Regions from separate parts of the Mus musculus genome. Here region 1 is linked to region 2. Evidence: chromatin loops called from intact Hi-C (ENCODE). Cell type or tissue: left cerebral cortex. All regions are shown on one strand. Each heading gives the region's core, and the rest is flanking DNA. Links, peaks and the distances in the headings are about the cores only.

Evidence for each region. A loop is a pair of places that touch in the nucleus more often than their neighbours do. Peaks named below come from ENCODE experiments on the same cell type or tissue, not always from the same donor. Only the 100,000 strongest peaks of a DNase experiment are listed, where the experiment ranks them.
Region 1: it touches region 2 in a loop (2.5-fold over the local background); 12 of 42 quality-filtered maps call a loop at or near these places.

What each region holds. Positions count from the first base shown.
Region 1 is chr2:135,319,822-135,333,724 of GRCm38, reverse strand. Plcb1 (phospholipase C, beta 1) reads right to left here. Exons shown (of 32, transcript NM_001145830.1): 13 at 11,031-11,115; 14 at 7,925-8,102; 15 at 3,358-3,425; 16 at 281-377. Among named protein-coding and RNA genes, the nearest start is that of 4930545L23Rik, 110 kb to the right of the region's middle. In left cerebral cortex, for the core only: CTCF peaks have their summits at 3,304 (motif pointing right), 4,514, 4,715 (motif pointing right) and 9,565 (motif pointing right); DNase peaks (open chromatin) are centred at 3,325, 4,750 and 9,585; H3K4me3 peaks cover 308 bases.
Region 2 is chr2:135,002,037-135,018,295 of GRCm38, reverse strand. All of the region lies in intron 3 of Plcb1 (phospholipase C, beta 1), which reads right to left. Among named protein-coding and RNA genes, the nearest start is that of Gm39941, 93 kb to the right of the region's middle. In left cerebral cortex, for the core only: CTCF peaks have their summits at 10,195 (motif pointing left) and 10,943 (motif pointing right); a DNase peak (open chromatin) is centred at 7,729; H3K27ac peaks cover 1,330 bases.

The DNA of each region.
Region 1 (13,903 bases), core at 1,593-9,592, 320 kb before region 2:
TTGTAGTAAGACAAAGAGAAATGTGAAATTCTCGATCAGTTGGACAATATCTTTCTAGTATCCAAATATGTGGCAGAATATCATGTAATACTATCATATGCTTTTCTAATGTATTAAATATAATTATATCTTTGAAGTGTTAAAGTAGTTATTTTTCTGTAATATTAAGATGTGCAATCCAGGCAAATATCCAAGATGTCCAGAACAGAACACTCCTACCAAATTCTGACTACTTCCCGTTTATACACTACACTAGAGATTATTCTGCAGGAAGTCTTACTTTTTGAAATTTCAAAGGACTCAAACTTGACAGGCTGAATATAGTTCACCAGGTTAGACATCTCTTCTGTGGCCATGGCTTCGCTGCCAGCTGTCCCCTGGAAGCAAACATAAAAAATAATAAACATTTTCAGAGTCAGCCTTACACTATGCAGGGTTAGCTCCTCAGGAAAATGGAGCAGAAACTCCTTCCCTTCTGAAGAGAACGTCATAGATATCTACCTCAGGGGAGGGATGCAAGGCAGGCCAGCCTCATCACAAAGCCCCGGTGGCACATATGTTTTAGAGTTTGAAACTTGTAGTGTTTGCAGTGTTTGTTTAAATATAATAGATCCTTTGGGGACAAGATCTAAGTCTAACCAAACAATTCACTGAAAACTCACTGGCATGTTATACTTGCTGCTTAATTTTTTTCTAATGCTGAGTATTGAAACCAGTACATTACAATTTTTTAAAAAATCATGGTGTACAATTTTCCATGTGGGGTCAGCTCAGCCTTTCAAAGTTTTGAGGTTTTGAGCACTTTAGACTCTAGATTTTCTTCTTCTTCTTCTTCTTCTTCTTCTTCTTCTTCTTCTTCTTCTTCTTCTTCTTCTTCTTCTTCTTCTTCTTCTTCTTCTTCTTCTTCTTCTTTTTTGTTTTTGTTTGTTTGTTTGTTTTTTCGAGACAGGGTTTCTCTGTATAGCCCTGGCTGTCCTGGAACTCACTCTGTAGACCAGGCTGGCCTTGAACTCAGAAATCCACCTGCCTCTGCCTCCCGAGTGGTGGGACTAAAGGTGTGCACCACCACGCCCAGCTCTAGATTTTCAGATTATGAATGCTCACTGTATGGCTACTTTATGAATGTGAGAGATGGCAGGGTGGTTCTCAACATGTGAGTTGCAACACCTTTGTGGTCAACTGACCTTTTCACAGGGGTCACCTAAGAGCATCAGGAAATGCAGATACTTACATTAAGATTCATAAGAGTAGCAAAATTATAGTTATGAAGTAGTGGCAAAAATAATTTTATGGCTGGGGGTCGCCACATGAGCAACTGTATAAAAGGGTCGTTGTGTTAAGAAGATTGAGAAGAGTTGTTTTATAGGGATGCAGGGCCTCAGCCCTCTTCTGATACACCAGGTATCAGGAATGAAAATTTGTGCTAATAAGGTGATGCCCACAGGAACTGCTGTCCTGTATAGCAGAGAACACAGAGGAAGTCTACAGTCAGGAAATAAAGAACTCATTTGACAGTAATGGTTATCATGTAGGTAAACACTGTATGGCCTGAAAAAGAGATAATTAAACAAAGGTGCCTTGGGTAAGGACAGTGGGGCTCTGCAAACAATTCCTCTAGTTTGTGATAAACATTCCCCCTCCCTCATTGGTTCCTGTGTGTAAGGGTGTGCTGTATGACAGCAATATAGTGGTTTAGGTCCCAGAACAAAGCCATCTGATATTAAATCCAAAGCCCGCTGGTCAGAAGCTGCTCCACTATGGACAAGTAAATTACCTGCTGTTTAATCACCAGCAAAATTAGAAATATAAATCAGCCCTATAGCATGTCAAGTTTTATAATTATTACAAGTAGGATTAAAAAGAAACTGGGTGTTGTAGTGCTTGTCTTTAATCCCAGCGTTCAGGAGATAGAGGCAGGCAGACAGATCTCTGAGTTTGAGTCTAGGACAGCCAGGGTTACACAGAGAAAAACTTGTCTCAAAAAAGAGGGCATGGGGGGAGGAAAGAAGAAAGAAAGGGGGAGGAGTGAGCTTGGAACCGTGCTTGGCAAATAGTGAGATCTTGCATTAATTTAGATGCTATCTGCAATTACATATGCTATAATACGAGTTTTAATAAAGGAAACCCGCAGTCGTTACTTGCACAAGACTGGCCTCTAGAGATGGGTCTCATATTTTCTCATTTTTTAGTTTAGCAGAGAAAAATGCATAGAGATGAGGTTTCTTTGTGAAAACTCTAGGAGAAACATTCTGGTTAAATGCCAACTGGGAAATATTCATTTAAAAATAGGCAATTCTGGAATGATCCAAGTGTACCCTGAAGCCACTCTCAGACAGATGGAGCCTCAGTTATTACAGCCGTGCTCCTCTTAGAAATCAAGAGGAAATTTAGTGGGGACATAAAAAGCACATTTTAAATGAAGCTGGACACCGCGGTTCCCAGGTGTGGTTTCAGCTACACGGAGGCTGAGATGGAGAGACTGCTTTATCCCGGGAGTTTGAGACCATCCTAGGCTACCCAGTGAGACTCATTCATAAGGAAAAGGGTGCCAAATAAGAATAGTTTATTAAGCTGGGCAGTTGTAGTACACACCTTTAATCCCAGCACTTAGGAGGCAGAGGCAGGCAGATCTCTGAGTTTCAAGCCAACCTCGGTCTATAGAGCTAGTTCCAGGACAATCAGGGCTACACAGAGAAATCCTGTCTCAAAAACAAACAAACAAACAAACAAACAACAAAATGCTTATTGAGCTATCTGTAGTTAATACACATCTGTACTCCAAGCATTCTAGATATTGAAGCAGGAGGATTTTAAGTTTGAGGCTAGCCTGAGCTACAAAGTTAAGTCAGGTCAGACAGGGCTGCCTAATGATAGCATCCTGTCACAAAACCAAGTTAGCAAACACCTCAGTAAACAAATGAATATTTAAAAGAGAAGAGTTGCTTTTATTTACTATAAGGCTGCCAGTACAGAGCCAAAGCCTCTAAGAACATATTTGAATGCAGAGACCGTATAAATTTTGTGATATTGACTGAAAGAAAATCCTGAAGTCCTCATTGAACTATCACTGATTTGTTTGAGTTCTGGGCAGTTATTACTTTGAGCTGGCAGCATCCTTTAGAGAGCTAATATCAAGACATCACTTCAGTTGATACAAAATCAAGACAATGGAATCACGGTCACATTTCTGAACACTCCTTCAAACCCTATACTCTCTCTGGATTTCAGACCATTGGACAAATCATTTAATTGCCTTGGTCGTGGGGATGGGGAATGGAGTTGGTAATCCAATGTCCTGTGCCTATCTCTTTTGCCCACTAGATGGCAGAAGAGAATCGTAAGATATCCGTAACTCACCTCATCCATGGAAGACTTTTTACAGTCATCGTCGTCGTCATCGTCATCACTCTCCGTATCTGCTTCCCCTGTCAAATTTTAATCACAGATCACAATTTCAGTATTTGAAAGTTCAAAGAGTTCGCAAAAGCACACTGCCAACTTTGTTCAGGGCATGCACTCGGAAGGCTGACATTCTGCTCCTTTTAAAGTTGCTGTTTTCTTTCCCCAAAGATTTACATTTTCTTAGTAACAGAGACTTAACTTGACATTTAGACGAAACTTCTCTCTGTGCTTCTTACTATAATGTACATGTTCTCTCGTGGATGTCAATCTCCATGACCTTAACAGAGACAAGCCCTGCTTTCATTTGTTTTTCTGTCCAGTCCTCAGTCATGCCCCTTTGAAGTAACCCCTGGCCAGCACACAGCTCAGGGACTCAGGGACCAACCTTCTCCAATAAAATGACTTCACAGCGGTTGAAGAAGTTTATGAATGAAATCAGAAACTGCGGGGAAATGGTAGCACACACAAAGACTTGAGAACTGCCAAGTGCAGGTCAATCATCATATCTAAATAATCTACAATCATAAACATGACAGCATTCTTCGGCTCTAAGAGTGTGAGAGCCTGAGACAGTGGATAACTACGGTGTCTTGTGAACTCACAGTAGCTGTGGCAGCCAGACAAAAATCTAAACATGGGGAAGGGAGGGGAGCATGAAGTGTCACCCTTAAAGGAGGAGCTATTGGCAATTAATGACTTCTGGAAGACAGACAGTCCATTTTCTATGAGAGTTTAATCCCCTGGTAAGTTGATCGTGTTCCAGCAGAAGGCTGCACATGCAAGAATATTTGGGCAGCACAAGTTGGTACTGAAGAATTTAAAACAAACAAAGAAATGGAACACCCCGTTGGAAGGATGGAGAAAGGAGAGTGGATCTGGGAATTGTTGGGGGTAAGCACTATTTTGTAGGGAATTCTCAAGGAACCAATAAAGATTTTTTTAAATGATATCATTCTTTTTTTTAAAAGGGCAAGATGAAATAATCTAATGCAAGAAGAAAAAACATTGAAAAGCAATAAAAATAGAAAATTAAGCTTTAAAATCACTACACTTAAAAATCTATGCTAATCTGACTTACTTTAGCGTCACATTTAGCCAGTCATTGCAATTGGTTGATTCTACCCTTCTGCCTAGAGTTAATGGATAATTTATTCAAAATATCACATTAGTATTAAGTACTAATTTCCCCTATACTTCAAACTCTTTCAGTCGTGTAAAAATAGTTTCAAGGGAAAAGGAAAGCAGCCACAGTCGGTTTTCTTTCAATCACCCTCCCCTCCTTCAGTTTTTTCCACTGCAATAGCACAAATATTCCAGTAGATGGCAGGATGAGCTCATTGCTGAGGCAGAACTGAGTGCCTGGTACCTGCTCCCAGAGGGGCCTTCTAAAAAGTTGGCCACACTCTGCAGCATGGATGACACAGTGCCCACAGAACTACCTTCCAAGAAGCAACTCTGTGTTTTCATGTGAGGGACAGAGGTCAATCAATTACTGGATGGTAGTGAGGAAAGTAGGCACCAAACTTCTATAGAGGAGAAAGACTTCTGTGACCAATAACTGGATGGCCTGTTACAAAGGGCCACATAAGTCCTTAATGGTGCTGACTTAATAATTATTCGAACCCCATATACTTGCTTAAAAATGCACCCTGCTGTATAACAGATGCGTTGTTTTAGGGGGTTGCTACTTAATATTTCATATTCATTTTATTTCCTGAAGTACTTCTTTGTATTATTATTATTTTTAATGAAGGATGTGTTCTTTAATCAAGCAACATGAAAAGATGATTGCTGGAACATTCTACAAAATGACTCATGTAACAAAACAATTGTCCAATTACCATTTCAAATACACGTTCAGGCTGTAACTTGGGTTGTATGAGGAAGAAAAAAACTTCGTCTGCCTCTACTGTGAAAGCAAAGACCTGTTTTTTTTTTTTTCTTCCTTTGGCAAGCTTAACAAAGAAAAACAAAACCATACTGATCTGTCTTTTATGTATTAAGTCACCACAGAGGCTGTACATACCTAAGGGGCTTCTCTTATAAGACTTTGAGAGGACCCTGGAGAAATCTATTTGAACCATAAAAAAATAATACCCTTTTTAAAAGCAACACTAACAACACCCAAAAGTGGTATCTTACTTGACCCTTGTTCATTCTGGAAAGTGTGCTGGCTAAGGGTTGGCTCCCAGAAGAGGCATCCAGGCAACAGACTGACTTAGCTTTAAAATAAGATCCATGTTATGTGTTTGTTCCTGGTACTGGGAACATCCACAAACCAAATGATAAATTATCAGAACTCTTTATTCTGGGGCCTACTTACGTACTAAAGACTCCAAAACTACATGGCAATAAATACCGATTGCACACGACTCACTCCTGGCTAGCTTAGGGAACCTACAGAATTGCTAACAGATTGCTGCTTTTTCTCTGTATTAAGCAATTGTGTTCACTGCCTGTAGAAATCATTATTATTAGAGTTATGTATCTGGTTAATGGGAGAGAGAAATGGGATTAGATAAAAGCAGATGGCGCAAATACCCACAAGCACCCACGTGCAAAGGAAGGCACATTAGGACAGGTTGGAAAGGAAGAGACTTCTGATGATCGATCATCCTCACATCATACTGAGAAAAAATTTTCAAAAGGAAATCAGAATGATGTCATGATATTTGAAAAAAAAAACATATCTGTGAACCATGGAGGGGAATAGACCTTCTGAGAGACTTATATACTGTCTGTACCTTAGGGTGTCAATTTAAATAATAAGAGCAGTTGACAAGTGAGACAGACAATAAGACAAAAGGTAAACCAGGCCTAGTCAGGGCTTGCAGGTGTGACACACTCAGCAGAGAGGTAGGACACTTGCCTAGTCTGCAAAAGGTCAGAGCACAGTAGAGGCTCAAACAAGACAGACCCAAATTCCCAACCAGACAAGCAAGCAACCAACCAACTAAGCTGGCCACGTTCATGTTCTGATTGCCCCACTTTATATTTTAACATTCCAATTGTTTAAAAATCTTTTAATTTATGTGTGATAGGCATGGGGAAATGCATGACATATGAGCAATACATGGATTTTCAAAATATAAAGAAAATAGACTGGTCCAGAAGTCTGGTCTAGAGTCCAGAAGAAACTAGATTTCCTTCTAGTTCTGTCTAAGGCTAGCGGTTACCCTGACTTCTAACAGCTTATCTTGGTTTTGTTTGCTTTTTATACTCATACAGATGGAGCTAGATAGTATACTTTTTTTGTTGTTGTTGTTGGATTCTGTGTTCACAGTCAGTTATGCTTCTGTGGATAGCTGTAAATCACTCTCATTATATACATTATTCCTTTGTATGACTAAACCATGATTTGCAATCAGCTGATGGATTGCTTGCTGCCAGTGTTTGGATATTTTTAATAATATTGCTTATAGCAATTTTTCCATCTCTTGATAAATATCACTACCCATTTCCCATTTCTTGTTAGCTCTCTCCCTAGGAATAGAACTGGGCAGGGGAAGTGCATGTGTTTAGTTTTGGTTGATATATTAAGTATCTTTATTCTGTCTTTCCATCCCCCTTTTCCTTTCCTGGCTTTCTTCCTCTATCCTCCCATCCTCTGTTCTCTCTCCGTCTCTCTCTCTGTCTGTCTCTGTCTCTGTGTCTCTGTCTCCCTTTGTCTCTCTCTGTCTCTCTCTCTCTCTCTGTCTCTCTGCAATTGTCAGGATTCTGGGTAAGGGGGAATAAATTAGGCTCAATGGCAAATAACCCAAAGAAATCCAATGGCCTTTGAATTTTTGTCTCACAAGTGGTCAGTTTCAAACTAATGTGAAAGAAAAAAATGCCAATCCCTTTCATAAACAATGCAAGTCATTTGTCACTTCACTCTTTTTTTTTTAAGTGCTTTATAACACAGGGGAGAACTGCAAAGCCCAGAACCCATCAATGATTGCATTAGAAGTCTGCCAATCTCTTGTCTTCCCTTCTGCTGATGTGGTCGATGATGAAGTTTAGAAGCAAGACTCTGCTGAAAAGCAGATTTGCCTCACGTGAAAGCCAGTGTAATACCTACCCAAAGATGAGCTGACTCCTTATCTGACATCAGGCTGAGGCAGGAGACTGCCTTGAAATCTCTCAGTGGGCCTAACCGATAACTTGAGGCTATGAGCTGACAAGAGTTTCAAGTGGTGGTCAGAGAGTAAAGTGACCACAGAGGAAGGACTATAGAGATACAACAACATGACTAGCTTGGAAGCTGGAGGGAGGGGGACCTGTGAGCCGGTGGGTGTGAGTGGCCTCTAGGGCTTGAAAAATCCTTCCTAAGAGCTTCCCGAAAGACATCTTCGGTTTATTCCAGAAGCTTTCTCAGAAACCTTTCGACCTACAGAATTTGTGGTTAAGAGTGCCACCGAAAAGCAACACAACATAAACCATCCAAAGAGAGAAAGCTGAAAGCTGAAAGCCCTTCTAGGCCAATTTCAGAGCAGCAGATCTGCGAATCCACCCATCCTGAGCCTGGCAGCCCCTCACTCACCAGCTCCTGGAGACGAAGGCTCGAACACACTGGAGGAGTCGCTGTAGGTGTTGGAAGCTTGCTCTGAAAGCTTCTTCTTACCACTTCCCTCTGACGACTTGTGCGACTTCTTCTTGTTTTTCACCAAGATTTTATACATTAAATCCATAGGGCTTGGAAGAGGTACCCCAGATTCCAGCTATTTAAAAGAAAGCACAGCCTTTAAAAATACTGTCCTTCCTTCCAGGCACCTCTCTAATCCCACTGCTTTGGATAGCACAGCCTCTAGATTGGCATCTACTATATTCAGCATAGTTCACGAAAGCATTCTAATTGTGCCCTGCATTTGTTTTAAATAAAAGATGCTTTTAAATGACCTAACTCATTTTCTACAATGAAACTACAAAAAAAAAAAAAAATGAGGCCACGGAAATGTACAGGTAGATTTAATGGTCTGACCTTGGACTCTCAGGCATTTTCTGACGGGCCCTGCAAGTCCAATCATTTTACTGCAGATACATAAATCATCTCTGACCTGAGTCTTTGGGAAAAGGCCAAACATTGGACAGAAAGAATTGTTGAAGTTGGGTAAAAGTTTCCAAATAAGTCACTGTTTCAGACAAAGCGTTAGGGGCAGCAACATCTTGTGTTGGTTTCGGGTGGGCTTTTAGCATCAGCCAAATCAGACATAATTTCAGATTTTCCTCTTGCCCCTAGATCTGAGCTGTCTTACTGAGCCTTACTTCACTGTTGCAAGTTTGTCCATATACTGGGAAATCAACTTCCCATGAGAAGGTTATAAGTTACTGTATCAGGGAGCATGTGCAAGACACAAGACAGGCTTATTTTTAGAGAGGCCTTTGAAGTCCCACAAGCTGGCCCTCTATCCTTTGCTTGCCATGAGTCTGGGGACCAGTATGAACTCACTTGAAAATATGCAGATACTGGGCCAAAGTGTCCAGGAAGAAGAGGCTTCTTTAGGTTCTGGCTGCTCTTTGCCTTTATGAACAGGGATGGGGCTGCTACCCATCCACTGGGCAGGGTCCTCTTACTCAGGAGTCCCAGGGAGATGAAGAGAAGATCTTCCCTTGTTCTAAGCTGGGCCCCCTGAGGACCTGAGCCTGGGACCTGGAGTTCGTATGCTCCATGTCTTATATAGCTTCAAGCACAGAGAGCCAGGCTTCTACTGCTCTAGGCTTAAGAAGCTAAAGATGTATGGTGACATGGTGACAGGCTTTCAGTCTGAGCTTTAGCCACCAGTAGTCTGGAACTGGGCAGCTGTCATGATCCTCTGCTTCCTGCAGCAGTGATCAGCAGCAAGGCACTATTGCCTGCTTGTGCTCTATCTCCTGAAAGAGCTTAGGGTGTAAGGACCCAGAGCACCTAAAATCCTAGTATTATAGGTCTCGATCCTGGGAACTTAAGGCTTAGCTTTCTTTGTAACGATTTCTATTAAATACGGCCCAGTTTCCCTTCCCTGTTCTTTACAGTTCATTATTCGTCCAGCACCTTTGTTCCTCACCTTGGTCACTCTTTGGAATCCCAGTGTCATCTGGTGCTACTCTGCTGCTGCTCCTACCAGCTCCTCTTCCTATCCCCAGTTCAGCCTTAAGAGAACAGCAGGCTAGAGAATTGTCTTATGGACTGCTCATGCTGCAACACCAGGGGGCAGCACTGAAGGCCATCTCTCTGTGGAGTCACAGTTAAACAGCTTGCTTCCATTCTACAGTGGTGAAGGGGGCGTGGCAGGTGTGTCCGAAACCCATTGCATTGCAGAATTCCCCACACCAATTAAGTACTGTGCTTGCGCTAACCACAAATTTCTGCTGGGCCACCAGGAACTGTGCTCCCCTCTGCCGTGGGTGAATATGGCTGTTCAGAGGTCGCTGAGGCTGGTGATGGCGAGAAGTCTGGTGCCTGCTGTTTAACACAGAGGTAGCGAGAATCGTTTTGCTTTGGCAGCAAGAAGCTGCAGTTTCAGCACAGCTCCCTCAAGGCAGGCATATAATGCTCAGGGCTGTCAGGCTGCCATAAGGGCAGGCCAGCTGGCTGCTAACGAGGGGCTACTTGGCCGACAATCCTCTGTTCAAGCAGCCAGACACCCTGGGCAGGGCTCACAACTGTCCATTAGGGAATCAGATTTACTCAGCTCCCCAATATCTTGTTTAAAGGAAAAATAAGCAATAAGAGAGAGGCTTAAATAGTATTTAGTGACTATTTATTCTTTGCTGGATACCCATGGGGAGAGTTGGGGCATTTCATCGGTTCATGGATGCAACTGAAGTTGAGTGTTTTCTCAAAGGTAAATGTAGGTGGTGGACAGCAGGTGGCAGAAACAGGCTTAGGAACCAGTATTGCCACATTTTGCATTCACTTCCAAAGGGTGTGACAAAGATCCATTGGGGGGTGGGGGGAGATGGTGGTATTTACAGAGTGCTATCTCCTCTTGGACTGTCTTTTATGAGCTGACTCTCACTGCTGAGGACTTTGTAATCTTGACTGACAACTGAAACATTCTCTCCTAGAGGGAAAGAGGGAGGCTGATGATGTTCCGGAAGTAAGGGAAGTCAACAAATCTCACACACTCAGGAAGTTCCTGAAACCTACAAGCTTCTCAAGGCCTCTTTCCCTAATTATACCAGCAGTATGGACTGCTTGGGGTGGGGTGGGGTGGGGTGTGAATCGGGAGAGGACTGTTCAACCGGTCTAGCTGCTGACTTGTCAGGCAGGGAGCACCAGGGATATAGCATCCATGAGTTGATGCCCATGCTGAAGTGGGCTTTTGGATTATGTAGTTACCTTTGAGTTATTCACACCACTGTCAACAACCTTTCATCCATATTCCTATAAGTAACTCCCTGGTACCAAATTAGACTTTGGTGGAATTACTACTTTGGCTTGTCCTCAGTAACTTATTTGGGGGTTAATAGACATTTGTTCACAAACACTAATGGTGTCACTTTAAGCAGAGGAGGGATAAGGCTGGATAAAGAAAAGGAAACAGACACATATTTTCTGACACCAGTCAGCTCAGATCTCGCTGATCATATATCTACAGAGAGGACATATCTCCCCAGCTGTAACTGATAAATGTTCTCCTTCAAGGGAGCAGAGTGCAGCTACTTACTGGGTATTTTTCCAGTGGTTCCATCAGGAGGGCATCACCAAAGATTAATCGGCAATACTCGGCCATCTTGGCTTGTTGCTTCGGGCTAAGAGCAAAAAGAAAGAAATTATGGGGTTTATTCAGAGAGGTGTCCTTTGTATTACTAGCACAGAAAGAAGTCAGTCAGAATCAGTTTCCATTGTTATGAAGCTCTTTCCTAAACATCACAAGTACCCACACACTCACACACGGGCAGGAGGCAGGGTGGCTGTGCAGGGCTATTTTTAAGGTCACCGTACACAACCCAGACAAGGACACAACACATCATGTCCCTGTCTCCAGATTCATGAGATTTCTAGAGTTAAAAACTTTGTTCCTTTTGTTGGATTGCCTGGTTCTATGTCAACTGCAAGGCTCCTGGGGTTGGAATATTTTTGTGGCTCCATGTAAATTCTTGGATAAAATGTATCACAGCAACAGAAAGCAGAAACAGATTATTTATAAGGAATCAAGAGGGGAAAGAAGAGTGAGAAAGAAAGAGAGGAGAATAGATGGAGAGAGGGAGCTTCATATGTCTAGGAAACCATGCAGAAGTGTGTGTGTGTGTGTGTGTGTGTGTGTGTGTGTGTGTGTGTGTGTGTGCGTGCACACATGGGCGATGCTGGAAGGATACAGCAGGGTTGGCAAAGGCTGTCTCCAACTCTTTTCTTCCCTGTGTTTTGAGACATGGCCTCACTGTGCAGTCTAGGGTGGCCTGATGGTTGAGAACCCCCTGCCTCAATACCCTGGGCGCCAGGATGACAGGCACACACACACCTCTATGCTCAGATTTGCTTGTCAGCAACTTTTCTGTGCAGAAAGAGTAGAGCAAAGCAGGGAGTAACCCAGGTGGCTGCCAGGAGGAAACTGGTCTGACAGGAGCAAGAGTTCAGGGTTTTCTGAGGTGAGCTTCTGGCTCTGAACTGCTTTGAAACTGTACAAGGAGAAGGATTTTAACTGCTTTTGGAACCAGACAAAGGATGCTGAGAAGATACAACAGAGTAACAGTTGCAAATGCCTTTGAAGAACTACACGAGCGAGAGGTATATAAAGTGATCTCATGGAGAGGAGACGCCTGGTCTGCGGTTAGCCCAGAAACTGTACCTCCAGCCCTTGTAAAGATGCTGTTAGAGGGAACATCTGAATGCTTTCAGCACTCCTGTTTCCCTTGACCTTTTCAGATGCAATTAAAAACCCAGTTTTCTCATCTTGTGCAATGATAAACATCATTACACAGCACCCAGTACTGCTGGGTTGGGTTTACGATCTACAAACTGAGGGTCCGAACTTCCCCTGGTTATATTGCAATGACAAGCAAAAAAAAAAAAAAAAAATGTAGTAAAGAGAAGACTTAGTAACTATGATGCAAATGATGGTGTTTTACCTTAAATCATAAAGATTAGGGGCTGTAATTTGTATTTTGACTCCTTCCCTGAAGGGGAAGCCTGGAACACACTGTTTTCTGGGAAGGGACACTTAGACTGAAGCTCTGCTTCAGTGCAGGAGGAAAGTGCTCATTATAGCTGTCTCTAACAAAAATGAATTGTGTGCTCTATGGTCAGGTGAGCTTTTGGGGTTCAGGTGTCAACTCTCAAAGTTATTATCTTCTTGGAACTGCGGGGAAGTTAAAGGAAAGATTCCAAGAATTTGCAAAGCCCAACGCAACAATTTGAGATCTTTCTCCAGAGACAAAATCTTCTTATGTAACTAAAGCTTACTTCACACTGTGTGTATCCCAGGCTGGCTTCAAACTTGCAATCCTCCTGCCTCCACTGGGATCATGTCCACAGCAAAGCCTTACACTTCTACACTGTTCCCTGTCTTGCTTGAGCAGGACTTTACTGCATGGTTTACATAGCCCTAAGAGAAGAGGATGACGACTCTCAGAAGTGTGAGAAAGGGATGACCAACCCTTGACTAAATCCTGAATCATACTGGAGGTTGCACTTTAAGGACAATTCATTAGAAACTATATAGATGGGACCTTTGGGGCAGGCAGGGAGTGGTTGATGGGGTAGATGACTTTTGCCAGTGGTAACTTACACAGGAAGTCTGCCAGGTCAGCCTGCTCTTGGCTGCAGCTGAGAACAGAGCATCTGTGCTGGGCACTGTTCTAGGCTGCATTAAAGAACACGGGAACAACACAGAGAGCCTGCATTTTGAGCAAAGCTGTAAGGTAATCCTGATAAGAGCAACTAGTGAGCCACATACATGTGCCATTCTGATCACCTGGAGCATCAGTAAACTGCAGACTCATACTTAGAATCTATAGGGCAAACATGCAGGTATTTCTAAGAAGTTTCCAGAGAACATATGCTGTTGGTCCGAGAATGGCTTTGAGAAAGAAGTCTGTGTGAATACAAGGAGAGGAAGATGTAGGTATCCAAGAAATAAGTGAAATGTGAAATTCACTTACCAGGTTGCTCATGTTCTCACACAGTGTTCTTTTAATAGAACAGGGAGAAAAGTGAACACACACACACACACACACACACACACACACACACACGTGCGCGCACGCACGCGGAAATTAAAGAGACTTTAATTGTAGGTCAGACCCACAGAAATAAATGACATTAAGACTGCAGTTAATGAATAAAGACAAGGCAAAGTTTTTAAAGTATCAACATCAGCCACCATGGTAATTAAAATTAAAGGGATGAAATTCACAAATATATTACGTGCTTCAAGCCACAGCAGATATTTCTAAACATATTAAAATATCCACAAAGCATCTGCCAAATAGGTCAGTTTGTGTGTGTGTGTTGGTTCATATTCTGTATTCTAAGGCCAGGCTAGCTTGGTTTGAGTCACACCTCAGCTGCATAGCCTCAAGCATGCTAAATGCTCACTTA
Region 2 (16,259 bases), core at 3,563-11,562:
TAGAATTGTTTGAAATGCTGGGCAAGGGGCTGAGATAACACTACTTCTCCTTGATTGCTGTTTCTTTAGATATTTTTTTCTCTGTTACTTTCTCTCCATTCCCCTCACCATTTTAAGTCCATGCACTGTGAAAACTGTATGCTTTTCACAACTCATTCCTCATTTGTTTAGGCAGATTTGATGACTTCTAGATATTAATTCACAGATGGCTTGGGGAAAATACATTGAATTTGCTTGTAACTTTATTCTCAGTGTATTCTTGTAGACATTATTGTAATAATATTTGATTTTAGTAACTAAAAAAAAATCAGCATTTATCCCTTACTAATGAAGACTGAGGAAAAAAGACTCTTCTGAAAAAAAAAAAAAAGATTTTGTTTTTGTTTCCTACTCATGTTCTCCCAACCTACTTTTCTGTGAAAAATGATTCTTTTTCTGTCTCATGTAGCTACTTACCTTTGTGGTAGTTGAAAATGTTACTCACTTTTTTCAGCACTGATTAAAGGGTAACAATCTTTCTGGACAAAGAGATACCAACATATCAATCATATTACAAACTATTTGACGGTAGTTTAATGACATTCAGTTTAGAAAGCTACAGCTGGTGACAAGCTACATCAGAGGCGACACTTGTGGAGGTCACAGGATGCCATTCAGTTGTTCTACATTTTGAGTTTTTATATCTGATTGAAGACAGGGAAAGGTTTTAAAAACTGAAAGATGCAAAATATGTAACCACAACAAATGAAAGTTCTAGAGTTGAACTGTATGGATGGCATCTTTTGCAGAGAGGCACTGGTAACAAATACCTTCTCTGTCAATCCTTCCATACTCAGCTAGAGCAACCTTGGAGCATCTCTGAAATTAGTGACTCCAGGATCAGCAGGTAAGTTAATAGATTCCTTGGCTGATTTCCTATGTTTGGTAAACTGTGTGTCATTACAACTTTTAAAATTATAATAACTTGAAGTAGAACTGGAGAGATGGTCCAAGTTCTGTTCCCAGTAGCCAAGGTGGCTGGCTCACAACCACCTGTAACTCTAGCTCCAAAAGATAAAATACTTCTGGTTACCTTTAGCACCTGCATTCCTTTACACATGCACATGCATGTATGTACACACCTGCACGCAGAGTTAACCTTAAAAATCAGTAACTAAATAAAGGTAGACTGTTCATAAATTGATACATAAGTGGTCACAGAATACACACCAAATTCAATAAAGTTAAATACACTGTATATATTTTAATTACAAACATGCTAGTAAAAGGAGTAAACAGGCTGCCCTATGTCACTATAGCACATCCACCAGAAAGGTATAAATTGCAAACTTTGGGTAAGGATGTATAAAACCTGATCTGATCGATTTCCTACTCTTACTGAAGTATAAATTAAGGGAATTCTTTTACAAAAATACTTGGCCCTAATCAACACAGAATTCATTGACTTGGCAATTATATGCCTGTACATGTGTTCTTGGCAGGAAGCATGAGGAAGAATACTAAAATCATATATAGCATGGTCTTCTCGTGGCTGTTGTGAGACTGCCACCCACTCAGTGGCTTAAAGTAACAGAAGTTTATTTTTATAATTCTGGGGCCTACTTGTCATACCACAAAGTTGAAATCTATCTAAACAAATGAAAATAGTCAGACACAGAAAAGTAATAAGAATTTATGTCAAATTATTGGCTTATTAATTCTATTATTTGTAGATGTCAAGTGAATAGATCCATCTTTTGCCTTTGACATAAATAGGAATGCACTAGGTCAAAAACATCTTCCATCACCCTCTCTCCTATTCCTCAGCATTATCTTTCTCATAGCTCTATCACTCTCTTAAATGACTATTCATGTATATATTCCTTATTGCCAATGTCTTCCTTAATAGCCTTGAAGATCCATATGGTCGAATTCATATCTGCCTGTCCTACAAGATATGGAATTGGGTTCTTAAGTTTAATATTCACAGGGGGCTGTGATCTCTATATGTATGTCTATCTACATTGTGACATATGCCATACAAAGCCTGAAACATGGCAAACTCCCAGCAGTCTATTCAATTCTGTGCGGTCCATAATTGTGGCAAGAATCTTTACATGTAGACAGCTGAATGCTATCACAGGAAACTACTTCCTAGTCCTGCAAGAGTCCTGATATGCCTTGCTTCACAGGTCAACCATCATACCCATGTATTCTTATGGCTTCTGCTGATTTACTGGGACCTTATAGCAACTGGGTGTGCCAGTGATCTCTCTCCATCAATGTATGTATCACTAAAATGCTACTTGACTCTAAAAAACATTCAGAATCTTTTCAGTACCCAACACTGTAGAAAAATACTCATAACTAGATTTTTTGATAGTAAATCAAAATAATATAGCTTATATTTGGAGTCTTTAATCAAACTAGAACACGAATCATGAAAATTAGTAATGAAACTACATGACTATCAACAGTAGAAAAACAAAAATACCATATTGCTAGATAGCTAGATATCCACAACTCTTCAGTGTCTTGAACAGGCAGCGATGTGTGTGGCATCAGCAGACAGAATGACGAATGTGAGGTAATTTGTCTCACATGTCACAGCTGGGTAGTGGCACGGCTGAAAATAGACTCTTTTAACAGTTGACTTTTTAACAGTGTGATTTCAGCTACTTAGAAAAAATGCTAATAAGCCTAGGGGTGTAACATTACACAAAGCTAAGAATCACCATTCCAAGAAAGTGCCGCGTTCACTCACCTCCAGATTCACATGCAGGATCATCACTTTCAACCAAGCAGTATAATAAAACCAAGCATCTGATTTTAAACGTAAGAAACCTGGTCCAAAGATGCAAGGTATTGTAATTCATAATTTTCAATGGCTCAGAGCTGTGGTTCTCAATCTGTGAGTCATAACCTCCTTGGGGGTTAAAGACCCTTTCACAGGGGTTGCCTAAGACCATCAGAAAACACAGATATTTACACAGATATTATTCATAACAGTAGCAAAATCACAGTTATGAAGTAGCAATGAAATAGTGTTATATTTGGGGTCACCACAACATGAGAAACTGTATTAAAGAATAGTGGCATAAAGAAGATTGACAACCACTGGCTTAGAGCATCCATTTCAGGTTTTCATAAACCTGTTCATTCACAAAGGCTCCATAGCACACCGAGCTTTGCTATAAGTGTCTTATATCCACAGGACACAATTTTCACAACTAATGAGCCAGTGCTGATTCACTGTCTTCTACCTATAGTCCATGTGTTTCCTCAATTTGAACCCAATGCCCCTTATAGGTCTCAGAGTCCCATGCAGGAAGCTATCACCTTTAGCCTTTATCATATCTACCTGGGCATCTCCATACTGTGCTTTTCAGTGAGGGATTAGTGTTTCCCTTGAGGAAGAACAATTCTAAGATTCTTAGACAACGTAGCAGGAGAAAGGATAAGAGGTCAGAAAGAGAATTAGCTTTCTGTGGCCTTCCAATGGCTTTCAGTTCCAAGTACTCAGCATGACCAGGCACACTTTAAGGGATTGCTTTCTGAGGTGGAGATATGAATGGCCCACCATTATGGAGCATTCCAACAATTAGGTAAAATAGTTAAAAATAATACTGAGATCATAGACGACAACAACAACAACAACAACAACAACAACAACAACAACAACAATCTGCTGCAGCAGGAGCAGCCGCAGCAGGCAGTGATTATTTTCTAAGTTGATCTCTGTGACCCACATGGTGAAAAGAAAGAACAGACTTCTACAAGTTGCCTTGTGATTTCCACATGATTTTTGTAGTATATGAACACACACAAATAAATGAATAAATAGATATATAAATAAATAAATAGTTGAAAATTATAATATCGAAAAATAGTAATGGTGAGTTTAATTTATATGATTCTAAATTCTATAACAGTTTTGGACATCTGGCTTTGTGAACTGACACTATTAATAGCAAAGATACAAATGCAAATGTTTCTGGCTACTGGAGGCCCAGGTTCTAGGTGGCTCTAACTTTGTGGAAGCCATCTTCTGGAAGAAAAAGATTAACTGCAAAAATAGCCTCAACTCCCACTTTTCATATTATCCAGTCATTTCATCACTGTGATTTGGTGAGTCTTTGTACTACCGGGTAATCTATTTTGCCCCTCCAATCTAAGGCAAACTAGAAACGTGCCTTGGCATTGAGAATGCTGCATAATTGATGGAGTACCTTTTTGGATGGAGGCACCTTAAGAGACCTTAGTGTTTTATCTTCTTTCCCCGCAAGAACATGATTGGGCTGGGTCAATTATAAAGGAATGTGGATCACTTACAGAGCAGTAGAGGCAATTCTTGACCTGCCTTGAGCTAGCTGACCCCAAAACAGATCCCAAGAGATCCCAGCCCAAAATCAGAGGAGCAACTTCTTCAACTCACAGCTCAGTAGACACACAGGAGCTGGGCCTGATGTAGAAGTACTCATAGCTCATCAGTACTGCAAATATTTGTGACTTCACGTCCCCAAGTCTCAGGATAGCTGTTGCAGCTTGTGAAGAACTCTAAGTTCTACCCTCTAGCATGAGCACTAAACACTGACAACTCATGATTTGAACATTCCTTGTCTACTAAGAGAATATTTCCACATTTCAGAGAATAAATACAGAGCTGCCAGGGATCAGAATTTGAGGAAAATATACAGCTTTCCAAAAATATGTAATTGAACCACAAAAATCTTCAAGAAACAGGTTTTGGTATATTATTTGTAACTCAAAGCAGTCATAATTACTAATAAATGTCATTTTAAGTGCCTGAATCATGTTTCAAAAATATACAATCTGTACTCAATCTAGGTTGTAAAGGATGAAGATATAATTTAGATAACTCTGTCCATAATATTTCTGAAAATGGAATGTTTAAAGGATTTTAATATTTTCATAGAAACTTCAAACCATACAGCACTGTACTAGACCACAGACCCTTTTGATATAATGCACCCTTTAATTCTATGCTGCACTAGAAAACTGCTATCTCCCCCACTGTATTAGCTACTCGAGGAGCATGTTTGTTTGTGTTTTTCAAGGTAAATGAGAGAAAAGTAAAATAACCTTGGAAACTATTTCTTTCAGCCTTTACCTTACTGCTTTTTAATCTCATATTTTCATGTCAGCAACTAGATATGGAAGGAAACATTGGGGAAAATGTCAGAATGGATGTATTAGTGATTGCACATAATAGAAAACTGAGCATCTCTGACTTTTGATATAGATATGCAAATATGTGGTCCAAACTCTAAAATAAAAAAACTCACACCACAGGGATTCATTCCAAAAATTCACAATACCACCCATTGCTTTCAGTGCGAGTTAGCTGTCAATATTCTTGATAATATAACCTGCCTACAAAGAAAGAAAACAAAATCTCTGTCACATATTTTACTGGTAAATAAGAAAAATATTTTAGATATGTAAACAGCTACACATGAGCCCTAAAAAGACTTTTGAAAAGCTACTTTAACTAACATAGGCAATGTTTATGGCACAAAGGAAATTATGCATAAGTCATCCTTCTCAATGAAAAAGCAAGAACGGTCTTGGTGTCTAGTAGGCCGGGCATTCAAATTTTACATAAGACATGAATAGATTCCACTAAACCCCCTTCCTGGCTGGGTTAACATCCGAGGGTACTGGATGTTGACAGGCAAAGCCATTCTAGGTGTTGAATAAAATTAATCTTCTCTTTGATTCTCGATCACCTGTGTGTCTCACCAGACATCACTTATGTTCATATACAGGTTGGTTTCTGGACAACAATCACTACATTGAAATGCCACATGGTGATGCCATGACCATCTTCTTTTTTTTTTTTTTTTTTTTTTTTTTTTTTTTTGGTTTTTGGTTTTTCGAGACAGGGTTTCTCTGTATAGCCCTGGCTGTCCTGGAACTCACTTTGTAGACCAGGCTGGCCTCAAATTCAGAAATCTGCCTGTCTCTACCTCCCGAGAGCGCTAGGATTAAAGGCGTGCACCACCACTCCCGGCCATGACCATCTTCTAATTTAGCCAATCCAATGCACAGCTCACTGGGCAAACTTATTATCTTATAAAACAAATTTTAACATCTTCTAAATCACTTCTATGTTTCATTGCTGGAATTCACTATACTTACATCATATTACATTGTTTCTTATATTTCCTCCTGCTCTTTTGTTTCATGTGTAAGGACCACTAACAGCAGCACTTCCTCTTATTTATTCTTTAATATTATATGACACTAACTGCAAGATCTTTTTATGGAAGATGTTCACTATGCTTTTAACTGAATTAGATCCAATCACAAATTTGACTTCTCATAACATATAATTACATGCAATATTGATTAATTCTTAAGAAAATACACATGGATAAGAATTTTACCAAGTTGTCAAAGTATGTAAAATTAAGTTCCAAAACAAAGAAAATACCAAGCCTGGTTGTGGTCGCCCATGCTTGTAATATCAGAACCCGAGAGACTGAGAGAGGAGGATACATTTGAGGTCAGTGTGGGCTACATAGTGAATTATAGATCAGCCTGGGCTACATAGTGAATACAACAGGCTACATTGACAATCCTGGGCTAAAGGGTAAGGCTCTGATTCAAGGCAAACAAACAAATAAAAATCACAAAGCTATAAAATACAGATGCCATATTTAGCAATAAGGAGGAACCACCATCAGAGACACTTGGATTGCATTCCTATTAGAAAGACAGTCTAAAATATTATGAAGATTCAATAAATAAGGTGCATAGTGACATATGTGTGTATATATTACACACACACACACACATTTCATTAAAGGATGTTCAAACTATGGATAGAAGTTTTATTTAGAATACTATACATGTGGGATAGTATTTGGGATATAATCTATGTATATGATGAATACTTTAAGACATTTTAAAAGCTATAAAGACAGCATGAAGGAAAATAAAGTCATGCTGTCCATCTGGACAGAAATAATCATTATGCTAATGACAAAAATGGTTATCATTGTGTGCTAAATTTTAAATACCAATAAAATTCCAAGAGTATTAAGAACAATAATGGTTCTGAAATTCATACAGAAATCTGGAAAAGAATAAATAGAAGATTCTGTTAGTGAAGCCTGTAATGTTGGCGCTGAGGCAACAAGACTTCAAGTTTGAAGCTCTACTGGGCTACATAGTGAGTTCAAGGCCAGCCTGTGCAATTTAACTAGATACCCTCTGGAAAGCAAAAGGGCTAGAGATACTATGTGGCAAAGAACACTCCCCAAAGATTTAAGGTTTGGTCTAATCCTCAATGCCACCAAAATGACAAATATTAAATGCCTAAAGAACACTTCTGCTCAAGGGAGCTAACATATTTAAATATGTATTTTAGTATTTGTGTCTCCAGTATAATAAATAATAGAAGGGTGATAAACCTGGTGACCACTGTCACAAAGACGGCAGCACAAACGACAGGCAGAAAGCTGATCCTTCAGGCACTCACATAAGTGGAGTCTCACTCAGGCTGCAACTTTCCCCAGTGATTAGGTAAAAATGACAGTTCTTATCCTCCTTAGATCAGAGTCCAATCAAGAAATGGGGCATTTTGACCCGCATAATGCGGCCAAGATACATCTATGAAACGCCACGAGCAGTTCAGAACATAAGAAAACTTCTGGGATTATGCAAGATTCCCATCTCCTAGAATTGACAGACGTAAAAAGCACAGGGCAGATGCAATCCGCTCCCACATGCTTTATGGCTATTTAAAGGGCCTGCCAACATGAATAATGCACACAGGTTATTTTTACACAAAATGCACTCCAAATTATACAATGAATAGCTCCGCGATGGCACAGATTTTCCAGAAGTTGAATTTATAAGACAAACTTTTCTTTTTGTTTTTATTTTCTGGTCTTTGTGGTTAAATCTATAAGACTATGTTACTTGCTGAAGTAGGAATGAACTTGTTTTACATTTCCAAAGCAGTTGAAAACAGTAAAACTAGTAAAATTAATTTTTGTAAATGAATAAAACTGCATTTGTAGCTTTAAAACACACATTATATATAATAAATATTACATTATATAATATGTATAATATATGCTATATAACACATATACATATAATATGTAACCTTTAAGGGATATATATATATCCCTTAAAGAAAATGTATTGTATAGGCCCAGATATTAAGTGAGGAAAATAGTATTGAAAGTAAAACTTAGTAAAAAGGTACTAATATTCTTGGCATTCTTTAATAGTAATCCTCTTTCACACTGAGGAATATGAATATACCTTAAGTTTTTCTAGCAAACATTCAAAGACAGACAGAGCAATGAAATAGCAGAGAATCAGACCCAGGCACAGCCAAAACTGGGCATAAGACAGCAGTAGCTCCTAACTCACAGGGAAAAGGTGAAGTTTTAGACTCGTCCAAAAGACAGACTTCTCAGTAGCTCGCACTGGGATAAAAGAATAGTAAACTTAAAAGGATCCAATTATATTTTAAAATACAGAATTCAAAGCAGTGCTGGGAGCTGACAGCGCTCAGTGGGGTAGAGGCCCTGGCCTTATAAACCTGAAACATGAGTTCGATCCCATGTAAATGAAGAAGAAAGGAAAAAACTAATTAGACAAGTTTGTACTCTGACCCACCCTATCCCATCACACACACACACACACACACACACACACACACACACACACACACACACTTTTAAAATTGTCAATAGAATTGGAACAAAGAAATAGAAATTCTAAAAATAATATGTAAGATTCAGACCTCATAACATACAACAGGGAAAAAACCTGATTGAGGATGTAAATGTAAGAGAAAAAGAAATATGCAGCAGGGTGAGGTGGGGCAGAGGGGACCTATAGAAAGTCCCAGACACCATGAAAGTGAGAAACTCCCAGGACATAATGGGGATGACCTTAGCCAAACCTAAAAATGCCACCTCCAGTAGAAACTCATGGCCCCCATTTGAGGCATGTGACCACCTGTCCATCTTCAAAATTTTTGGCCCAGGATTGTTCCTGTCTAAAGTAAATGCAGGGACAAAAATGGAATGAAGACTGAAAGAAAGGCCATTCAGAGACCAGATTTACTTAGAATCCATCCCACGAGCAGGTCCTAGACCCTGACACTATTATTGATGCCATGTTGTGCTTTCAGACAGGAGCCTAGCATGACTGTTCTCTGATAGGCTCTACCAGCAGCTGACTGAGACGGATGCAGATACTTACAGGTCAACCACTGGACTGAAGTTAGGAACCCCTATGGAAGAGTTAGGGAAAGGACTGGAGGAGCTTAAGGGGATTGTAACCCCATAGGAAGAACTACAGTATCAACTAACAGTATCAACTATCAAATGGATCCTCTGAGCTCCTAGAGACTAAGCCATCAACCAAAGTTCAGACATGGGCTGGTCTGTGGCCCCTGCTACATATGTAGCAGAGGACTGGCTTGTCTGGCCTCAGTGTGAAAGGGTGTACTTAATTCCATAGGACCTTGATGCCCCAGGAAAGGGGGGTATCAACATGCTGGCATGGTGAGGTGGGAGTGGGTGGGTGGGAGAGGAAGCACCCTCTTATAAGCAAAGGGAAGGGGGATGGGGTGGCGAAATTGAGGAGGAACCAGGAAGGGAAGCAACATTTGGAATGTAAATAAATAAAATAATTAATCTAAAATGGAAGTGTAGAGCCAGGCGTGGTGGCACACGCCTTTAATCCTAGCACTCGGGAGGCAGAGGCACGCAGATTTCTGAGTCCGAGGCCAGCCTGGTCTACAAAGTGAGTTCCAGGACAGCCAGGGCTAAACAGAGAAACCCTGTCTCGAAAAACCAAAAAAAAAAAATAATAATAATAATAATAATAATAATAATAATAAAATAAAATAAAATAAAATGGAAGAGTAAATGACTGAAAGCTAAGATTTGTTATTCCAAAACTCGTAAGGTAAGGAAGAGTACTTTAAAATAGTGTCAGCCCAACCTGGGCTGGAGTGTGAGTCTGTTGCAAAACATAAAACCAAAGCAAAATGGAACAACAACAACAACAAAACTATAACATAACTACGGAAAAGTTAAAAAGTACAAAATAGGGCTGGTGAGATCGCTCAGTGGGTAAGAGCACCTGACTGCTCTTCTGAAGTTTCAGAGTTCAAATCCCAGCAACCACATGGTGGCTCACAACCATCTGTAACAAGATCTGACTCCCTCTTGTGGTGTGTCTGAAGACAGCTACAGTGTACTTACATACAATAATAAATAAATCTTTTTTTAAAAAAAGTACAAAATAACTATTCTTCCTTCATATGCAACAGAAAATAGGATAAATTCAAATGAAACCAAGTGCTGCATAGGAGAAAATGCATCAAACACATCCCATAAACAACCACCAACCCAGACACTACTGCATATGCCAGAAAGACTTTGCTGACAGGAACCTGATATAGCTCTCTCTTGTGAGGCTATGCCAGTGCCTAGCAAATACAGAAGTGGATGCTCATAAGTCATCATCTATTGCATGGAACACAGAGCCTCCAATGGAGGAGCTAGAGAAAGTACCCAAGGAGCTGAAGGGGTCTGCAACCCTATAGGTGGAACAACAATATGAACTAACCAGTACCCCCAGAGTTCGCATCTCTAGCTGCATATGTAGCAGAGGATGGCCTAGTCGGTCATCATTGGGAAGAGAGGCCCCTTGGTCTTGCAAACTTTATATGCCCCAGTACAGGAGAATGCCAGGGCCAAGAAGTAGGAGTGGGTGGGTAGGGGAGCAGGGCAGGTGAGGGTATAGGGGACTTTCAGGATAGCATCTGAAATGCAAATGAAGAAAATATCTAATAAAAAATTGAAAAAAAAAACAAAAACAAAAACAAAAACAAAACAAAACCCCCAGAGGGAAAATGCTGTGCATCTGTAATAGAAACTGAGATGGAGCAGAATTCCTCAGCCTGCCTGAAGAGGGCAGCACTTGCTCCAGAACCATCCATAGCACAAGGCAATTAACTGAGGCAGGGTGGGAGTGCTGGGTGCTAATCTTGATAGCTTGACCTTCCTGAAGGGCCTAAGTAGACTTCCAGGAAGGTCTGACTGGAGCTTGAACAATCTGGAGGCAGCTCCTATGGCGGTCTTCTTCAAAACAACTTCAGTGCCCCAGAAAACTGCATGTGTTCTACCGAGAAAGGACTAGAACTCTAGAGAACTGTGTTTAGTCTTGTCCTTCCTTCTCTTTATTTTTAGTCCAAGACTGCTGTCCTTTGTCAAACTTGTCTTCAGAGTGTCACCTTAACTCCTGACCTCAATGCCTCCTCACGTGCACAACATTGAGGCTCAGTTTCCAAAGGGTCTTCAACATTGATTAGGCCCTGGCTGAAAAGCAAGTAATCTGTAGAGGTTGCCAAACTCCAAAATTCAGACTTATGTTTCTTGTCTTTATAATAGTTTATATATGTGTGGTTGTATATAAAATTTCATATATTTTTTAAAGTCCTTATTGTATTTGAGAATCATGATAGTACACTAGGTAGCTCCAACAGCATTGACTAGTCCATTGTTGAGAATGAATATATATATATACATATATATATTCACATATGTATGTGTGAGTGTGTGTGTGTGTGTGTGTGTGTTTGCTATAGAACCCAGAGTGTCTTTGAACTCTCATGCTTCTCAATAACTGGGATCTTATAAGCCCAAACCACATGGCCCACCCCTTTCTAGTTGTCTTGAATGTGTTATGAAAGTGCATTATTTTCTATGTAGCCTGTTTCCCACTTGAGATATGACAGTACAAGCACATTTTATGGTCATATTCCTGGATCTGTAAGGTCTTATAATACCAACAGAAGAGCCCACCATTGAAAACCTGCACCCAATGCTCAGTATAACCGGAAAAGCAGCCTCTCCTTTGCACACACACGACAACATTTCAGGACTCTGTGACCATTCAGTAACAGGGGTCCCTTTACGACATGTTTCCCTACCCACTTTGCAGGGTAAAGCACATTTGGTCTCAGGCATAGCAGTCAGTGGTCCTCCATTACTGCAGAGGGTACATGGGGCTGTCTCTAGAATGGGTGACCAGATGAACGACAGCATGCCAAGATAAACCTGAATTTCACAAATACAACACATGTTTGGTATATCACTTCATCTGCTTAGTGTGTCTCCTACTTCTGTATGTCCATTAGAAATAAACCATTTGCTAATTCCCACCAATCTTTTTTGGATCACTGAATAAAAAGCTTTTAAAACCCAAAACTCAAGTGAGTTTTAGAGTTTGTTTAGATGTGTCACATAAGCTTCAGAGCTTTAAACAATTACACTGCATGATGTCAGGGCACAGAAATGTACAGAGAATTAAAAAAAGAAAAAGATAAACACCACCATCACCACAAACATTCTCTTTTTAAAAAAATTTTATTAGGTATTTTCCTCATTTACATTTCCAATGCTATCCCAAATGTCCTCCATACCCTTGCCACTACTCCCCTACCCACCCACTCCCAATTTTTGGCCTTGGCGTTCCCCTGTACTGGGGCATATAAAGTTTGCAAGACCAAGGGGCCTCTCTTCCCAGTGATGGCTGACTAGGCCATCTTTTGATACATATGCAGCTAGAGTCAAGAGCTCAGGGGTACTGGTTAGTTCATAATGTTGTTCCACCTATAGGGTTGCAGATCCCTTTAGCTCTTTGGGTACTTTCTCTAGCTCCTCCATTGGGGGCCCTGTGATCCATCCAATAGCTGACTGTGAGCATCCATTTCCACCACAAACATTTTATTACTACTAATATTGGGGGACAAGATAGCTAGGTTGACATTGGAATTCTTGATTAAATCCATCCGTGTGTGTGTGTGTGTGTGTGTGTGTGTGTGTGTGTGTGTGTATGGTGTGTATTCCCAACCCTCACCTTGGGAGGCTAAAAGTTTTTAAGACTATCACAGAAAAACTTGTACTATTAAGGTCATTTTGTGAAAAGGTGACATTAAAAATAAAATTAGGAGTTTAAAAAAAAAGGAAAAAACTGAAAATCTGTGAAGGAAATGTTAGTAAAACAAACAATTCCAGGAATTTATCCTGAAATTGGACCCCTGCCTATGTAAAGGAAGGCACTGTGTTTCAGTTTCAGCCTTACAAGACACAGGCAGCAGCTAGGTATGGGGCACGTCTCTCATCTCAGCACTGCAAGGCAGAGGCAGGTGAATCTCTGGGAGTTTGGGGCCAGCCTGGTTTACAAAGTGAATTCCAAGACAGCCAGAGCTACATAGTGTGTTTCTGTCAAAAAAAAAAGTAAGAAAGAGAGAAAAAGAGAGAGAGAGAGAGAGGGAGGGAGAGAGAGAGAGGGAGGGAGGGAGGGAGGGAGGGAGGGAGGAAGGAAAGGAAGGAAGGAAGGAAGGAAGGAAGGAAGGAAGGAAGGAAGGAAGAAAGAAAGAAAGAAAGAAAGAAAGAAAGAAAGAAAGAAAGAAAGAAAGAAAGAAAGAAAGGAAGGAAGGAAGGAAGAAAGGAAGGAAGAAAGAGGGAGGAAGTAAGTTGTGAAGTAAGGAAGGGTGAGCAGGAGAAGCAACAGAGAAGACTCTCCACAGGAGGCTGATCTAAAAACAAACAAGCAAAAAAATAAATTAAAAAAAATCAAACAACAACAAAAACCACCAGAGAGCAGCTCCTCAGCATAGCTTAACAAAAGGAAAAAGAACGATGTCATGATTCTCTTGTTTTCTTGGAGATATTTTGAGGATATATTAACAGAGCAGAGGGGGCTGGAGAGATACCTAACTATCCAAGAGCACTGACTGCTGTTTCAGAGGACACCAATTCAATTCCCACTACCCACATGGCAGTTTCCAGTCATCTATATTTCCAGTCCCAAGGAATTCAATGCCCACTTCTGGCCTCAGTGGATCCAAGATACACATATGTTGTATACACAAACACACACACACGCACGCCCACGCACACACACATGCAGGCAAATCACTAGACATATAAAAACATTTAAAAAAATAAAACAGTAGAAACTGTTGTGGCACATAATCTTATAAGAATGACAAGGACACATTTTATATATTTTGAAAGAACCTGCCATCACAGATCACTAGGAAAAGACAGATTTTGTATTACCTGACCCCAGAGGTCTAGAACTCTATAAACTCTGTGTGTGTGTGTGTGTGTGTGTGTGTGTGTGTGTGTGTGTGTGTGTGTGTGTGTATGTGTGTGTGTGTGTGTGTGTGTGTGTATGTGTGTGTGTATGTGTGTGTGTGTATGTGTGTGTGTATGTGTGTGTGTGTATGTGTGTGTGTATGTGTGTGTATGTGTGTGTGTGTATGTGTGTGTGTGTATGTGTGTGTGCGTGTGTGTGTGTGTGTGTGTGTGTGTGTGTGTGTGTGTGTGTATGTGTGTCTATTACCTCTTATTCTTGCAGACATGTGTGGTGAGAGCATCAGATTATGAAATGGACCTGAAGAAGAGGGAAGAGGACATGAGTGAAATGAGCATCATTCCCAGCCATGGGATTGGAGTCAAGTACACAGAAAGCCCTAAAGATGAGAGTAAGTATAATTAAAAGGACCCAGATGAATACTAATAGCATAACTCCTCAGGAAATTGGTTAATTTTAATAAACTTGCAACACACTTGCCTATTAAAAAGCTTCCTAATGGATACACAGATACACAAAGAAACTGAGTTTTCTCTAGTGGGTTATGCTATGGAAACATTTTTTATGGAAATTAACTAACAAGTACCTATTTAGGTAGGAAATAAATTTGTCATGGCAAATGAATTATATGCGTGAGAGGAGAAATAAGAAGAGAGATCTCGATCTTGATGAAAATGGGCAAAACTCAATCAATTTCAAGTTAAATGATTGCACGGCCTGTGCTACCGTCAATGGAAATAATATCAAAAGAGATTAATTCAGACACTGGCTTCAGAATTTCTAATAACATCAAAGATGACAAAGAGTATTTTCTAACTGTACAAAAGAAAATGAATAATAAATATTTTATAATTTGAGATCAATAGATTATTATCTGAGGCAAAACCTGATGGGTACGCAAAAGTACTTATCGTGACTGTGGTGCCCACTGTGCCGACTCAGGTGACAGAAACACACACTTGAGCACCGTTTGCCTTTTAATAAGCAAAGAAGTCACAGTGTTTCTGTGTTTCTGGAATCAGTCACCACCCGAAGCAACTGATTCCCCTTTTCATTTTTTTCTTGAAAAAGGTTTTTTGGGGGTTTTGTTTGTTTGTTTGTTTTGTAGCAGCTATAGCTTTAGCCATTGATGAAATTAAAGACACAATCCTTCCATGACTTGTACTTAACTGTCCTTTGGACAAGTTCCCACATTTAGAGACTAAGGCAATAAGTCTGAAGTGGCCCCTGAAATAATTAATCTTTGTCTTCTTAGTCATAAAGACAGGAGTCTCTCAGTGCCAAGGTGAGTAATCCTAGTGCTCTTCCCAAGTAGGTCTAGGATTAATGGTGTATGAATATTTTTGCCACATGCAGCTAATATCAATTAATGCTACTTAAGTAATTATTTTGGTAAGATTAAAGAAATATTTTGAATTGACCTGTATCTGTCAGAGCTGGATTTCTGCTTTAGAACCAACAATTTCTCACCTTACTAACTGGGACAAAGGTTCTGCCAACATCCCAAGAGTACATCCATGAACTGCAGGCTCTGTGCTTTCTTTTTTGACTGTCTAACTCTGGTTTGCATAAGAAACCTGCTAAATCTACAAAGCAAGGCATGTATGATGTTTTGTATACGGTCGGCCAAAGGAATGGCACTATTAGAAAGTGTGGCCATGTTGGAGTAGGTGTGGTTTTGTTAGAGTAGGTGTGTCACTGTGGGAGTGGGCTTTAAGACCCTCATCCTAGATGCCTGGAAACCAGTATTCTGCTAGCAGCCTTCAGATGAAGATGTGGAGCTCTCAACTCCTCTAGACACATGCCTGTCTAGATGCTGCCATGTTCCCACCTTGATGATAATGGACTGAGCATCCAAACCTGTAAGCCAGCCTCAATTAAAATGTCGTCTTTTATAAGACTTGCCTTGGTCATGGTTATTTGTGCACAGCATTAAAACCCTAACTAAGACAGCATGGTTTAAACTAAGACAGCATGGTTCAGTTCATTATATTGTTCTCTGTGATGGCTTCATCTTTTAATTTTGAATCTTGAATTCAACAGGAACACTGTAAAAGTAAATGCATATCAATGAAGAGACTGGAGTAAAAGACATTTGACAAGGTTCTAGA